Regions from separate parts of the Homo sapiens genome. Here regions 1 and 2 are each linked to region 3. Evidence: chromatin contacts called from ENCODE Hi-C or POLR2A ChIA-PET data. All regions are on one chromosome and are shown on one strand. Each heading gives the region's core, a stretch centred on a gene start or an enhancer-like site at or near the end of the contact. The rest is flanking DNA. Distances are from core to core; before and after follow the strand shown.

The links. Hi-C counts contacts between places; a loop is a spot of excess contacts on that map. ChIA-PET counts read pairs that join two places held with the same protein, here RNA polymerase II (POLR2A). Pooled maps may share reads with other maps.
Region 1: a map of K562 shows a loop between it and region 3 (6-fold over the local background). The contact joins the promoter of STUB1 here to the promoter of NME4 in region 3. A Hi-C loop is called at or near these places in 20 of 168 maps with a recorded cell type or tissue (A673, B cell, CD4-positive, alpha-beta memory T cell and 14 more), 29 of 37 single-sample maps with no recorded cell type and 33 of 50 pooled maps. POLR2A ChIA-PET finds 5 or more read pairs at or near these places in 8 of 52 experiments (A673, B cell, GM12878 and 5 more).
Region 2: a loop to region 3 is called in a pooled map, with 20 times the contacts of the local background. The contact joins the promoter of CHTF18 here to the promoter of NME4 in region 3. A Hi-C loop is called at or near these places in 6 of 37 single-sample maps with no recorded cell type and 9 of 50 pooled maps. POLR2A ChIA-PET finds 5 or more read pairs at or near these places in 1 of 52 experiments (A673).

What each region holds. Positions count from the first base shown.
Region 1 is chr16:677,120-681,659 of GRCh38, forward strand. It overlaps STUB1 (STIP1 homology and U-box containing protein 1), which reads left to right and starts at 3,291. Exons shown (of 7, transcript NM_005861.4): 1 at 3,291-3,565; 2 at 4,033-4,231; 3 at 4,319-4,484. The coding sequence starts at 3,407. It overlaps RHBDL1 (rhomboid like 1), which reads left to right. Exons shown (of 8, transcript NM_001278720.2): 5 at 157-269; 6 at 340-440; 7 at 520-580; 8 at 662-1,149. The coding sequence ends at 933. It also overlaps the pseudogene STUB1-DT. RefSeq lists silencers at 2,770-2,879, 3,160-3,369 and enhancers at 4,050-4,099, 4,070-4,540.
Region 2 is chr16:787,370-790,943 of GRCh38, forward strand. It overlaps CHTF18 (chromosome transmission fidelity factor 18), which reads left to right and starts at 1,251. Exons shown (of 22, transcript NM_022092.3): 1 at 1,251-1,406; 2 at 1,562-1,756; 3 at 1,841-1,991; 4 at 2,178-2,346; 5 at 2,808-2,900; 6 at 2,978-3,030; 7 at 3,156-3,297. The coding sequence starts at 1,316. It overlaps RPUSD1 (RNA pseudouridine synthase domain containing 1), which reads right to left and starts at 1,012. Exons shown (of 6, transcript NM_058192.3): 1 at 887-1,012; 2 at 187-375; 3 at 1-108. The coding sequence starts at 368. RefSeq lists an enhancer at 1-285 and silencers at 735-824, 845-1,304, 1,485-1,544.
Region 3 is chr16:394,124-398,448 of GRCh38, forward strand. NME4 (NME/NM23 nucleoside diphosphate kinase 4) reads left to right here and starts at 3,076. Exons shown (of 5, transcript NM_005009.3): 1 at 3,076-3,190. The coding sequence starts at 3,100. RefSeq lists an enhancer at 2,667-2,716 and silencers at 3,007-3,496, 3,637-3,706.

The DNA of each region.
Region 1 (4,540 bases), core at 2,041-4,540, 280 kb after region 3:
GTGAGTAGCACTGCTGCCCGGTGAGCCCCGCCCCAACCTGCCATTACATCAGAAAGGCTTAGCCGCAAGGCAGGTGCGGCAACTTGAGGTGACGGCTGGGGGTGGGGCCGGATGGCTGACCCCACCCTTCGTACCCGTTTGCTTCCCTGTGGCCAGGCTGGAGCAGCTGGGGTTCAACGCCCTCCTGCAGCTGATGATCGGGGTGCCCCTGGAGATGGTGCACGGCCTGCTCCGCATCAGCCTGCTCTACCTGGCAGGCGTGCTGGCAGGTGAGGCAGGCGCGCACCCCCGCCCCCTGCCCTGGCCGGCTGCACCCTCACCCGCCGCTTGCTCACACAGGCTCCCTAACCGTCTCCATCACCGACATGCGGGCCCCGGTGGTGGGAGGCTCCGGCGGGGTCTACGCCCTGTGCTCGGCACACCTGGCCAACGTTGTCATGGTAACGGGCCTGCCCGGTGGGGGGCGTGGGGAGGGGCCCCAGGTGAGCCTCACCACTTCTCGTCTGCACACACCCATAGAACTGGGCTGGGATGAGATGTCCCTACAAGTTGCTGAGGATGGTGCTGGCCTTGGTGTGCAGTGAGTAGGGGCCGGGGGGAGGGCCGGGGGGCCTCTCAGCCTGCAGCCAGGGCACCTCCCACCTGCCGCGTCCCTCTGCAGTGAGCTCCGAGGTGGGCCGGGCCGTGTGGCTGCGCTTCTCCCCGCCGCTGCCCGCCTCGGGCCCACAGCCCAGCTTCATGGCGCACCTGGCAGGCGCGGTGGTGGGGGTGAGCATGGGCCTGACCATCCTGCGGAGCTACGAGGAGCGCCTGCGGGACCAGTGCGGCTGGTGGGTGGTGCTGCTGGCCTACGGCACCTTCCTGCTCTTCGCCGTCTTCTGGAACGTCTTCGCCTACGACCTGCTGGGCGCCCACATCCCCCCACCGCCCTGACCGGCTACCTGAGGCTGCACAGGCCAGGGCTCGGGCATGTGGTGGCCGCCCACCAGGGGCCTTCACGTCTGCCCTTTGTGAACGGACGTCTCAGGGCTGCTGTGCCCCTTGGGTGTGGGTGGCCTCAAAGGAGGCCCTGTCCCAGCCACCCACCCCCCACTCCCAGGACTTGCGGTCTGAGCCTTTTTGGATAATTAATAAATATTTTACACAGCACCAGGGGGCTGTCCCGGGCTCTGGAGACTCGTCAGGGCCCCCACACCTGCTGCACAGACCGCGACGGCCCTCCCCACCACGGGGGCCTGGACTTCCCTCCTTGTGCATCTCTGCACCTGGGGTCAGGCGTGGGAGTTGTTCCTGGGCCACAGGTGCTGTGTCTGTGGGAGCTGGGGGCACGCGGGATGGCTGGGGGCCGGGCGTGTGGTCAGGCCAGGTGTGTGGTCAGGCCGGGTGTGTGATCAGGCGTGAGTTTGGGAAGTGTTTATTGAGCTCCCGTAGTGGCCAGCCTCCTCTTCAGCCTCCCTGCCGTCCAGTGAGACCCGGAGGCCTGAGGTTCTGTGGCAGGTGAGCAGGCCTGGGCCATGGCCAAGTTTACTCGGCCTGGGTTCCATGCTTCTTGGCTGGCCTAGCATCCTCGTGGGTGGCCAGGCTGGGGCCAAGGTTGGGCAGCAGGTCTGGGCACAGCCTCTGCCCCACAGCCCAGGTCCACAGTGCTGTCTCCACTAGGTAGGGAGTCCACTGTCCTGAGGCACTGGCTAGGGAGGGGCACACGGACTCAGGCCCAGGGGCACGGGCCACCCCAACCTGCCCACACACAGTTCATTCCCCTTGGCTCAGAGCTGTGGCCCGCTCTTGAACCTGGCCCAGGTACAGCAGGTAGTACCTGAGGGTGTACTGTGGGGCCGGCCAGCCGGGCACTGTGGCCACCGCCTCATCTGACATGAAGGCCTCCATCTCTGGAGCTCCAGCTGCCAGGACTGCTGTGAACAGCGAGGAGAAGCAGCCAGACACACCCCATCAGGACAAGCTCTGGGAGACCCTGCTCCCAGCAGCCCAGGGCCCTATGGTTCCTGCTCCTAGCGACACGCAAGGGCCCAGACTGCCCGCTTCACAGACAAGAACGCCTATGTACCCAAGTCGTGCCCACCCAACTCACCCGAGGCTGTGGTGGGCCCACACCGCAGAGGGCACACAGCTCGGTGACTGCAGCCCCCACATCTGGCAGGAGGCAGAAGGTGGCGGTCGAACAGTGCACAACCAGCTCAGGGGGATTGGTGGCCACCAGCTGCTGCAGACGTGGCCGGAAGCGCCCCTCTGTGGGAGGCCAGGTCAGGGTGCCTGGGGTGCTGGACCCACCAGGGAGGCCCCGCCCCCACTGGAGACACCCGCCCCGCCGATGCCACGCCCCAATGAAGACCCGCGCTACGGAGGCCCTGCCCTCGGGGCGGGCCGCCCTTCACAGTCAAGCTGCCAGGCCAGCAGCCGCTCCAGCTCCCTGTCACATGCTTCTCTGCTCTGCCCCTGATGGCCGCTGGCAACTCTTCCCGATACCTGAGGAAGGGCGGTGAGGGGAGGACTGGCCACGGAGGACGCTCGCCCCACCGATCTCTATCCCCTTCCACTCTACCAACAGTCCGGGGCTTCCAGCCGCCCTCGGGGGCTCGCGCTCGCCCGTAGCACCTCTCGTGGCGCTCCAGAATGGCAGCCCAGCGACTGGGGTCCTCACACCCCACAGCGCGTGGGAAGCCGCTACGTTCACGCGCAGGGGCGGGAGGCGGCGGCTGGGGGCGGGGCCTCTGCTGATGGGGCCGGGTGCTGGGGGCGGGGCCTCTGGATTGGGCGGTTGCTGGGGGCGGGGCCTCTGCGGATGGGGCTGGGGGCGGGGCCTCTGCTGATGGGGCCGGCGGCTGGGGGCGGGGCCTCTGGATTGGGCGGCTGCTGGGGGCGGGGCCTCTGCGGATGGGGCCGGCTGCTGGGGGCGGGGCCTCTGGATGGGGCCGGCTGCCGGGGGAGGGGTCTCTGCGCGTTGGGACAGGGGCGGAACCCCAGGTGGTCGGGACAGGCTGTTGCGGGAGCGCGCCCTCAGCGAAGCAAGTGAGGCATCTCACTGGGAAAGTCGAATGTGTGTGGCGGCCGCCGCCGAGGCGGGTTCCGAAGAGACCTCAGCAGGGCAGGCCAGGGCCTACGCGAACGCCCACCCTTAAGAGCGCGGGGACAGGGAACTGGAGCGTTCCTCCCAGCCCCCGACGTCGCGGGCCCAGTGTCCCCGTCCAGGCTGGTTGGGCGCACGCGCGGCCCCACTCGCCCCCACGCGTGCGTCCCCGCTGGTCCCGCCCCCGGCCGGAAGTTCCGGCGGCGGAGCTGGGCCGGGCCCGAGCGGATCGCGGGCTCGGGCTGCGGGGCTCCGGCTGCGGGCGCTGGGCCGCGAGGCGCGGAGCTTGGGAGCGGAGCCCAGGCCGTGCCGCGCGGCGCCATGAAGGGCAAGGAGGAGAAGGAGGGCGGCGCACGGCTGGGCGCTGGCGGCGGAAGCCCCGAGAAGAGCCCGAGCGCGCAGGAGCTCAAGGAGCAGGGCAATCGTCTGTTCGTGGGCCGAAAGTACCCGGAGGCGGCGGCCTGCTACGGCCGCGCGATCGTGAGTGCGCCCGCGCGGGGAGGGCGGCGGCGGTGGCACCGGGGAGGGCCGGGCCCGGGCCCGGCCGGCCCCACCGAGGGTCTGGCTCCTCTTCGGGGCGTGTCCTCGGCTCCCAAAGCCCAGCCGTGGTTCTCGAGCCCAGCGCCGGGTGCCGGAGAACGAGGGTGCGATGCTGGATGGAGGCCGGCCGGGTGGGGGGAGGGCAGGGGCCCTCGACCCTTGAGGACCCCAGGTCCTAAGCCCGGACTCTCCAAAGATTTGGAAAACTTTACAAAACCAAGTGGAATCAAGCGGATAGGCTCAGCCAGTACTCCACTGTGCACAGATCCTTGGACCCAGGGGCTTTGACAACTGAGAAACCTAGTTTCTTGATTCTAGCCAGAGCGCAGAAGCTGGGACGGGCCGTGGGTCAGAGTGGGCACGCTGAGCCTACGCCCTCATGCGGCTGGCCCGGCCTTGGTCCCTAGACCCGGAACCCGCTGGTGGCCGTGTATTACACCAACCGGGCCTTGTGCTACCTGAAGATGCAGCAGCACGAGCAGGCCCTGGCCGACTGCCGGCGCGCCCTGGAGCTGGACGGGCAGTCTGTGAAGGCGCACTTCTTCCTGGGGCAGTGCCAGCTGGAGATGGAGAGCTATGATGAGGCCATCGCCAATCTGCAGCGAGGTTGGCTGACAAGCTGCCCGGTTGTGGGGCCTCTGGGGCCAGGCGGGTGGACTGGCCAGAGAGTGACGTGAAGCCCCCGTTCCCCAGCTTACAGCCTGGCCAAGGAGCAGCGGCTGAACTTCGGGGACGACATCCCCAGCGCTCTTCGAATCGCGAAGAAGAAGCGCTGGAACAGCATTGAGGAGCGGCGCATCCACCAGGAGAGCGAGCTGCACTCCTACCTCTCCAGGCTCATTGCCGCGGAGCGTGAGAGGTGGGACCCTCACCCCAGGCCGCCCTGTCTTGGGATAATTCTGAATCACCGACTCC
Region 2 (3,574 bases), core at 1-2,500, 390 kb after region 3:
TTGGTCACGCGCCGCTCCTTGAAGCACCTGTACGCGCTGCCGGCGGCTGCCTTGTTTAGGGCCACGCACAGCGCCCCGCTGGTGGAGAAATCCAGCTGGTGGCAGAACCTGGAGTGGGACAGAGTCCAGAGTCTGAGCCACTTTCCTCCACAGACGCCACCGTGGGGCTCCGGCCGCCCCCCCTACCTGAACCCGTAGCAGGTGTCAGGGTCGGCCAGCTCGGGAAAGCGGTACCGCAGCTGCTTCTGCAGGGTCAGAGTCTCCCGCCACGCCTTGCTGTCAATGCGAACGTCCCAGTGCTTGTTGACCACCAGGAAGTCGCGGCTCCGGTACACGATGGACAGGTTCTCCACGCTGCCTGGCTCCATGGCCGGCCTGCCGAGCCACGCGTGGGTGCGTGTGCTGTGAGCACGTGGTGCGCCCCCAGCCCAGCATACAGAGGTACCCGCACCGCCCCACCCGGGCTCCGGTGCGAAGCCACCGAGCCGGGTCCGCAGCCCTACTGTGCACCTGCATCCTCAGTCCCCGAGATCAGTCCCCAGGGCGTCAGCTGGGGAGTCAAGGAGTCAGCCTGCTCCGGGCTGACCTGAAGGGCCCTGCCTGACCTAAGCCTGGAGAAAGAGCCCGTTCCAAACCTGCCCCACAGATCCTCCCCACAGACCCTCCCCTCCAGGGGATGCACGTGAATGCCTCTGCCCGACGGTGGGGGCGGGGAGGGGCTGCAGCACTACCAGGCCCGGCAGCCAGGTCTGCCCGCAGCGCGGGTTAGGGCTGGGGCCTCCTCGCTCCCCGCAGTCCGCGCAGACCCGCGCCCCGCACAGGCCCGGTGGGCAGGCCGACCCTGGCTCCGAGCCCCTCCCGCGCCCACGCCCACGCCAAGACCAACCTGCTGCCGGGCCGTGCAGTCCAGGCCCCCGATGCCGTGCCCGGCGCCGGCTCCAGCCGCGCGCCCGCGCGCTGGCGACCCAGAGACCCTGGAAGCTCCGCTCCGGACGCCTGGCAGCGCTTCCGCCCTGCACCGCTGCGCGCGCAGCCCCGCCCCCCCCCCCGGCCCGCCCCCGGCCCGCCCCCGCCGCGGAAGGGCGGCTGCGGCGGCCAATGGCGAGCTCCCCAGGACAGGACGCGGGGGCTGCGGAGCAGGAACTCGCCCCGCCCACCCCTCGCGCAGCCCCGCCTCCGCCACGCCAACCAATGGCGCGCGCCGCCGGGCACGCCGGCTGCTGATTGGCGGCGCCCGGCACGCTCGGGGCGGGCAGTGCGCGACGGCGGCGGCGGCGCGGGAGGTTCGGAGCGGGAGCTCGGGCTCGCGGACGGTATGGAGGACTACGAGCAGGAGCTGTGCGGCGTCGAGGATGATTTCCACAACCAGTTCGCGGCCGAGCTGGAGGTGCTGGCAGAGCTGGAAGGTGGGGCGCGGCCCCCGGCCGTTGGGGAGGAGCTGCGAAAGCCGGGACAGTGGCGACCTCGGGGAGGGCGTGCCGGGGGCCGAAGGGGCCTCCACGTCGCCGCTGGCGGGATCTGCTGTCTCGGGGCGGCCGCTGACAATCTCCTCTCCCAGCAGGGGCGTCGACTCCGTCGCCCTCCGGGGTCCCCCTGTTCACCGCGGGCCGACCCCCGCGGACGTTCGAGGAGGCCCTTGCCAGAGGGGACGCGGCCTCCAGTCCCGCCCCAGCCGCATCTGTGGGCAGCAGCCAGGGCGGCGCCAGGAAGAGGCAGGTGGACGCCGACCTGCAGCCGGCCGGGTCCCTGCCCCACGGTAGGTTGGCGGCATTGCCCCAGGGCCTCCGGAGTGGGCGCGAGGCTGAGGAGGCCTCTGGTTCCCTGCATGTGTCTCCCCCAGCCCCCAGGATCAAACGGCCTAGGCTGCAGGTGGTCAAGAGGCTGAACTTCAGATCGGAGGAGATGGAGGAGCCGCCCCCTCCCGACTCCTCGCCGACGGACATCACCCCGCCGCCGAGCCCTGAGGACCTCGCAGAGCTTTGGGGCCACGGGTGTGTGGCTTGGACATGGGCGTCCCATCCCATCTGTCCAGTGGGACTCAGATGGAGCCCATCCCGTGCCCTGGATGAGGCCTGGGGGGTGGGGAGGGTTCCATGGCTGAGAGCAGTCTCGGACACCCATATCCAAGGGTGACCCCACGCTTGAGTTTCTGCCACTGAGCCCCGGTCTCTCTCCAGAGTCTCAGAAGCTGCTGCCGACGTGGGTCTCACACGGGCCTCACCAGCTGCCCGCAATCCCGTCCTGAGGCGGCCCCCCATCTTGGAGGACTACGTCCACGTGACATCCACGGAGGGCGTCCGGGCTTATCTGGTGCTGCGTGCTGACCCCATGGCCCCGGGGGTGCAGGTGCGTGGCTGTGGCCTTCCTGCACGGTGGGTGGGCCAGTGCTGCTCAGGAAAGGGTCCTTGGAGCCCCTCACCCCTGCCATTTGCTTAAAGCGGGTCCTGTGCAGAGCCCCAGGGGTGCAGAGGGGGAGGCTGCGTCATGGGGCGTAGACTTAGAGGACACAGCCTCCCCACAGCAGGTTGCTGTCCAGCCTGTTTGTATGGCCTCGGGTGGAGAGGGCCTCCTTGCTTCCCCTCCTGCTTTTGCCCTTTCCTCCTTTCTCCTAAAGCTGCCCCCAATTTCCCTTTGCAGCTGACCCATCTGGATGGCTTCATTCCTTTGGCACCCCTGTCCAGTCTCCCACCCCTCACTGGCCAGCTTACTGGGGTTGTCCCACCCGGGTCCCTGAGCACTGATGGGGGCTGACGTGAATCCTGTGACCTAGGAGGGGCCCAGAGGCAATTGTCCTCCCTTCCCCACAGGGCTCTCTCCTCCACGTCCCATGGCGAGGCGGTGGCCAGCTGGACCTGCTGGGTGTGTCCTTAGCCTCCCTGAAGAAGCAGGTCGACGGCGAGGTAGGGGCTGCGGGTTTGCTGGGGGGCGGTGGCGGGGCCGCCTGAGCCCTCCTGATTCCAGCCTGTTGTTTGCACAGCGGCGGGAGCGGCTGCTTCAGGAGGCCCAGAAGCTTTCAGACACCCTGCACAGGTGACTTGGTTGGCCCTTCCGCCCTGGGGACCCTTGTTGGCTCTTGCACCAACTCCTAGCTCCTAGCGTGTGGGTTGGCATGGTCCCTGCGAGTTGTTTGTGGCTCAGGACGTGGTCCTCTCCAGTCTCAGGTCGGGGGAGGAGGAGGCAGCCCAGCCCTTGGGGGCCCCTGAGGAGGAGCCGACTGACGGTCAAGACGCCTCCAGTCACTGCCTCTGGGTGGATGAGTTTGCACCCCGCCACTACACGGAGCTGCTCAGTGATGACGTGAGGTCTTGTTCTCACTCAAGTGTGGCTGGCTTCCTCTGTTCCCAAGATGGAAGAACCTGGGCCCAGTGATTTTTGCACAGCCAATCCACTGGGCCTCGGAGACGGAGTGGGCTCTGGTTTGCCCTTTTGAGTTGTAGGTGGTGAACTGAGCACAGGGCTGTGTGCTACTGGTCCCCTGTGACCTGTGAGGCAGGCTAGGGGTCCAGGGTGTCACCTGATCCAAGTCTCTGTTCCCTTTCCTACCTTCACAGCAGCTGACACTGGAGTGCCCCTG
Region 3 (4,325 bases), core at 1,826-4,325:
AATTAGCTGGGTGTGGTGGCGAGCACCTGTAATCCCAGCTACTCGGGAGGCTGAGGCAGGAGAATTGCTTGAACCCAGGAGGTGGGGGTTGCAGTGAGCTGAGATCATGCCCTTGCACTCCAGCCTGGGCAACAGAGTAAGACGATGTCTCACCAACAAACAAACAAAATATTTTAGGCAGCGGGGCGTGGTGGCTCACACCCGTAATCCCATCACTTTGGGAGGCCAAGGCGGGTTGATCACAAGGTCAAGAGATCGAGACCATCCTGGCCAACATGGTGAAACCCCATCTCTACTAAAAAACAAAAATTAGCCGGGTGTGGTGGCGCGTGCCTGTAATCTCAGCTACTCAGGAGGCTGAGGCAGGAGAATCGCTTGAATTGGGAGGCGGAGGTTGCAGTGAGCCAGGATTACACCACTGCACTCCAGCCTGGCAACAGAGTGAGACTCCATCTCAAAAACAAAAACAAAAACAAAAACAAAATATTTTAGGCCAAGTGCGGTGGCTCAGGCCTGTTTTCCTAGTTACTGGGGAGGCTGAGGCAGGAGGATCGCTTGAGGCTGGGAGGTGAAGGCTGCAGTTGAGCTATGACTGCACCACTGCACTCCAGCCCAGGTGACAGAACGAGACCCTGTTGCTAAAAAAACAAAAATAAAACATTAAAAAATGTACGATATAGTGGCCGGGCGCGGTGGCTCATGCCTGTAATCCCAGCACTTTGGGAGGCTGAGGCGGGCAGATCACAAGGTCAGGAGATCGAGACCATCCTGGCTAACATGGTGAAACCCCGTCTCTACTAAAAATACAAAAAAAAAAAAAAATTAGCCAGGCGTGGTGGCAGGCGCCTATAGTCCCAGCTGGAGGCTGAGGCAGGAGGATGGCGTGAACCCGGGAGGCGGAGCTTGCAGTGAGCCGAGATCGCGCCACTGCACTCCAACCTGGGTGACAGAGTGAGACTTCGTCTCAAAAAAAAAACAGAGTACGCTATAGTAATATCTGCTTTTTCCTTTTTGCAATAGCTTTATTGGGATACAATTGACATACTATACACTTCACTCATATATTTTTTGTTTATTTACTATTTTTTTTCAAGAGACAGGGTCTTGCTATATTGCCCTGGCTAGTCTCAAACTCCTGGGCTTATGTGATCCTCCTGCCTCAGCTTCCCAAATTGTTGGGATAATAGGCCTGAGCAAGAGTCCAGCCTCTAAAAAGAAAGAAAGTCACTTCTTTATACCATAGTACTGCAAATTCTAGTCAGAGCAACTAGACAAGAAAATAAAATAAAAGGCATTCAGATTGGAAAGAAAGAACTGAAACCGTCTCTATTCCCATATGACATGATGTTTTTTCTTTTCTTTTTTTTTTTTTTTTTGAGACAGAGTCTTGCTCTGTTGCCCAGGCTGGAGTGCAGTGGCATGCTCTCGGCTCATTGTGAGCTCCACCTCCTGGGTTCAAGCCATTCTCCTGCCTCAGCCTCCTGAGTAGCTGGGATTACAGGCATGCACCACCATGTCCAGCTAATTTTTGTATTTTTAGTAGAGACGGGGTTTCACCACGTTGACCAGGCTGGTCTTGAACTCCTGACCTCGTGATCCGCTCGCCTCGGGCTCCCAAAGTGCTGGGATTACAGACATGAGCCAGTGTGCCCCGCTCCATATGACACAATCTTATACAAAGAAATTCCCAAGGAATTAATTAAAAACTATTAGAACTAATAAATGCATTTGGAAGGCTTGCAGGATACAAGATCAATACACAAAGCTCAATTGTTGGCCAGGCGTGGTGGCTCACGCCTGTAATCCCAGCCCTTTGGGAGGCCAAGGCGGGTGGATCACCTGAGGCCACGAGTTTGAGACCAGCCTGGCCAACATGGCGAAACCCCGTCTCTACTAAAAATAAAAAAAAACACCAGCCAGGTGTGGTGGCAAGCTCCTGTAATTCCATCTACTCGGGAGCCTGAGGCAGGATAACTGCTTGAACCTGGGAGGCGGAGGCTGCAGTGAGCAGAGATATGCCATTATTGCACTCCAGCCTGGGCAACAAGAGCGACACTCTGTCTGAAAACAAACAAACCTCAATTGTCTGTTATACACTTGCAATGGACAATTCAAATAAGAAAACAATTCCATTCACAATAGCAGCAAAAAGAACAGGCTTTTTCAAGACTCATTAAGTAAGTTCTAGCAGTGGGAGACCTAACCATTTCAAATAGTAGCATGCTGTGCTATCTACCCAAATATTACCGTACCTGTGAATTCTGTTGGTGACAAAGTCACAGGCCCTGCAACTATGAATGTGGCTTCTTCCTTATATCCGCAATTGAATGAATTAGAGGAATGCAGTCACATCAGAGGCCATTTGAGAATAAAGGTCGGATTTTTCCCCATTCAAATTCACAGACCAGGCTCACATCTGTAATCCCAGCACCTTGGGAAGCCAAGGCAGGAGGATTTCTTGATCCCAGGAGTTTGAGACCAGCATGGGCAACATAGGGAGGCCCCATCTCTACAAAAAATTAAAATATTAGCTGGTTGTGGTGGCGCGGGTCTGTAGTCCCGCCTACTCGTCCTGGCCGCAGAGTCAGCGTCTCCGGAGCGCCTCCTTCTCCCGCCCTGGGGCTCACGTGGGAATTTCACCCTCCATTGGAGGGGGCTCAGACCAGGGCTTCTAGACCTCCTTTTGGTCCGTGAATTTATTTTTGAGACAGAGTCTTGCTCTATTGCTCAGGCTGGAGTGCAGCGGTGCAGTCACAGCTCACTGCAGCCTCAATCTCCTGGGCTCACGCGATCCTCCTGCCTCAGCCTCCCGAGTGGGCCTTCCTCCGTGGGAAAGCGTTAAAACGATAGTTAACGGTTGCGTCGGTGTAAAGACGAATGCAATTCGAGAAGGATTCATTATTATTTTGTTTTTTCTTCTGATTTTTAACAGAAATTGGCGTTGAACATTTCCCCCGTGAGCGCCGGGCCACGGGGGTCCGGGGCGGCGGGGGGCTCCGGGGCGGCGGGGGGCTCCCGGGCGGGCGGGGGCGGGTCTCGGGCTGGCACCGCCCTCCGCGCCCGCTCCTCGCGCTCACAGCGGCCCGCGGGCCGGGCGTCATGGGCGGCCTCTTCTGGCGCTCCGCGCTGCGGGGGCTGCGCTGCGGCCCGCGGGCCCCGGGCCCGAGCCTGCTAGTGCGCCACGGCTCGGGTGAGTGGGGCCGCGCGCCCCGGCGGGGACGCGGAGGGGAGGAAGGGGCGCGCGCCGCTCGGCCTTTGTGCGCGCACGTGCGGGCTGGGGTCCGACTCCCCCAGAGGCCTCGGGGCGCGGGCTGCGGGGTCCGTCCGAGTTGGGGAAGGCGCCGGCTCGCACCCGCACGCCCCTCCAGTGCCCGTCCGGCTCTGCGGCTCCTTCTCGCCTCCCCAGGCCCCAGGCTGCAGGCGCCCGGCGAGTTGGCAGCCTGGGCGGGTCCGGGGCGACCGAGGGCCCGGGAGCGCAAGGAAGGCAGAGGCCGGCTGCAGCACTGGGCGGGGAGGGGGTCTCCCGGCCGGGGTGGGGGTGGGGGTGTGGGGGGGTGAGGGAGTCGGGGGGTGGGGGTGGGGGTGTGGGGGGGTGAGGGAGTCGGGGGGTGGGGGTGGGGGGAGCCGCTCCGCTGGGGCGTTCGCTGAAGGCCAAGTTAGGCCAGAATCTGACTGGGACGTCAGGCCCCAAGTCCCCGGCCCCGCCGCTGCCCGGCCCCCCCAGCTGCCACCTCACAGGACGATCCATGTCCCAGGGCTCCCTCCATCGGCTCTGAAAAGTGAGCCGCCGCCTGCAATGCCCGCACCAGCCGCAGCAGAGCCCCAGGCTACACAAGGCGCCCTGCAAACTGGGTTTTGGGGGAACAAACCAACCAGGGGGTCTTCCTCCCGTGGGCTTCAGCCGCCTGCTGGGGTTAACTTTTCCTCCTGGCCTGGCGGAGCCCCTTTGGCTCTGTCCAGATTCTGTGGGACATACAGGGTCTGGGCTCCTCTGGAAACCAGGGACCCGATGCCGGAGGGTAGCTTGGCTCTGGAGCAGCCTGGGACTATAGGAAGGTGAGGACGTCTTCTGTTTCCCTGGCAGCGTCCCCTCCAGAGGAGGACGGCTGGGGCGGAGCTCAGCGCTGACCCTGGGTCTGGAAGCGACAGGCCTTGAAACTCCACAGCAGCACAGGCCCCGTCTCCTGGCTCGGACAGAACCCTGCTACCTTCCCTCTTCAATCTTCAGGCCCCTTTTTGTCCGTGTTTCCAGGGCTCACCTGGTGGGGAAAGTGTGTTTCTCCCTGGTTCCCTGCCACTCATTCACCTCAGACACAGGGTGGGCT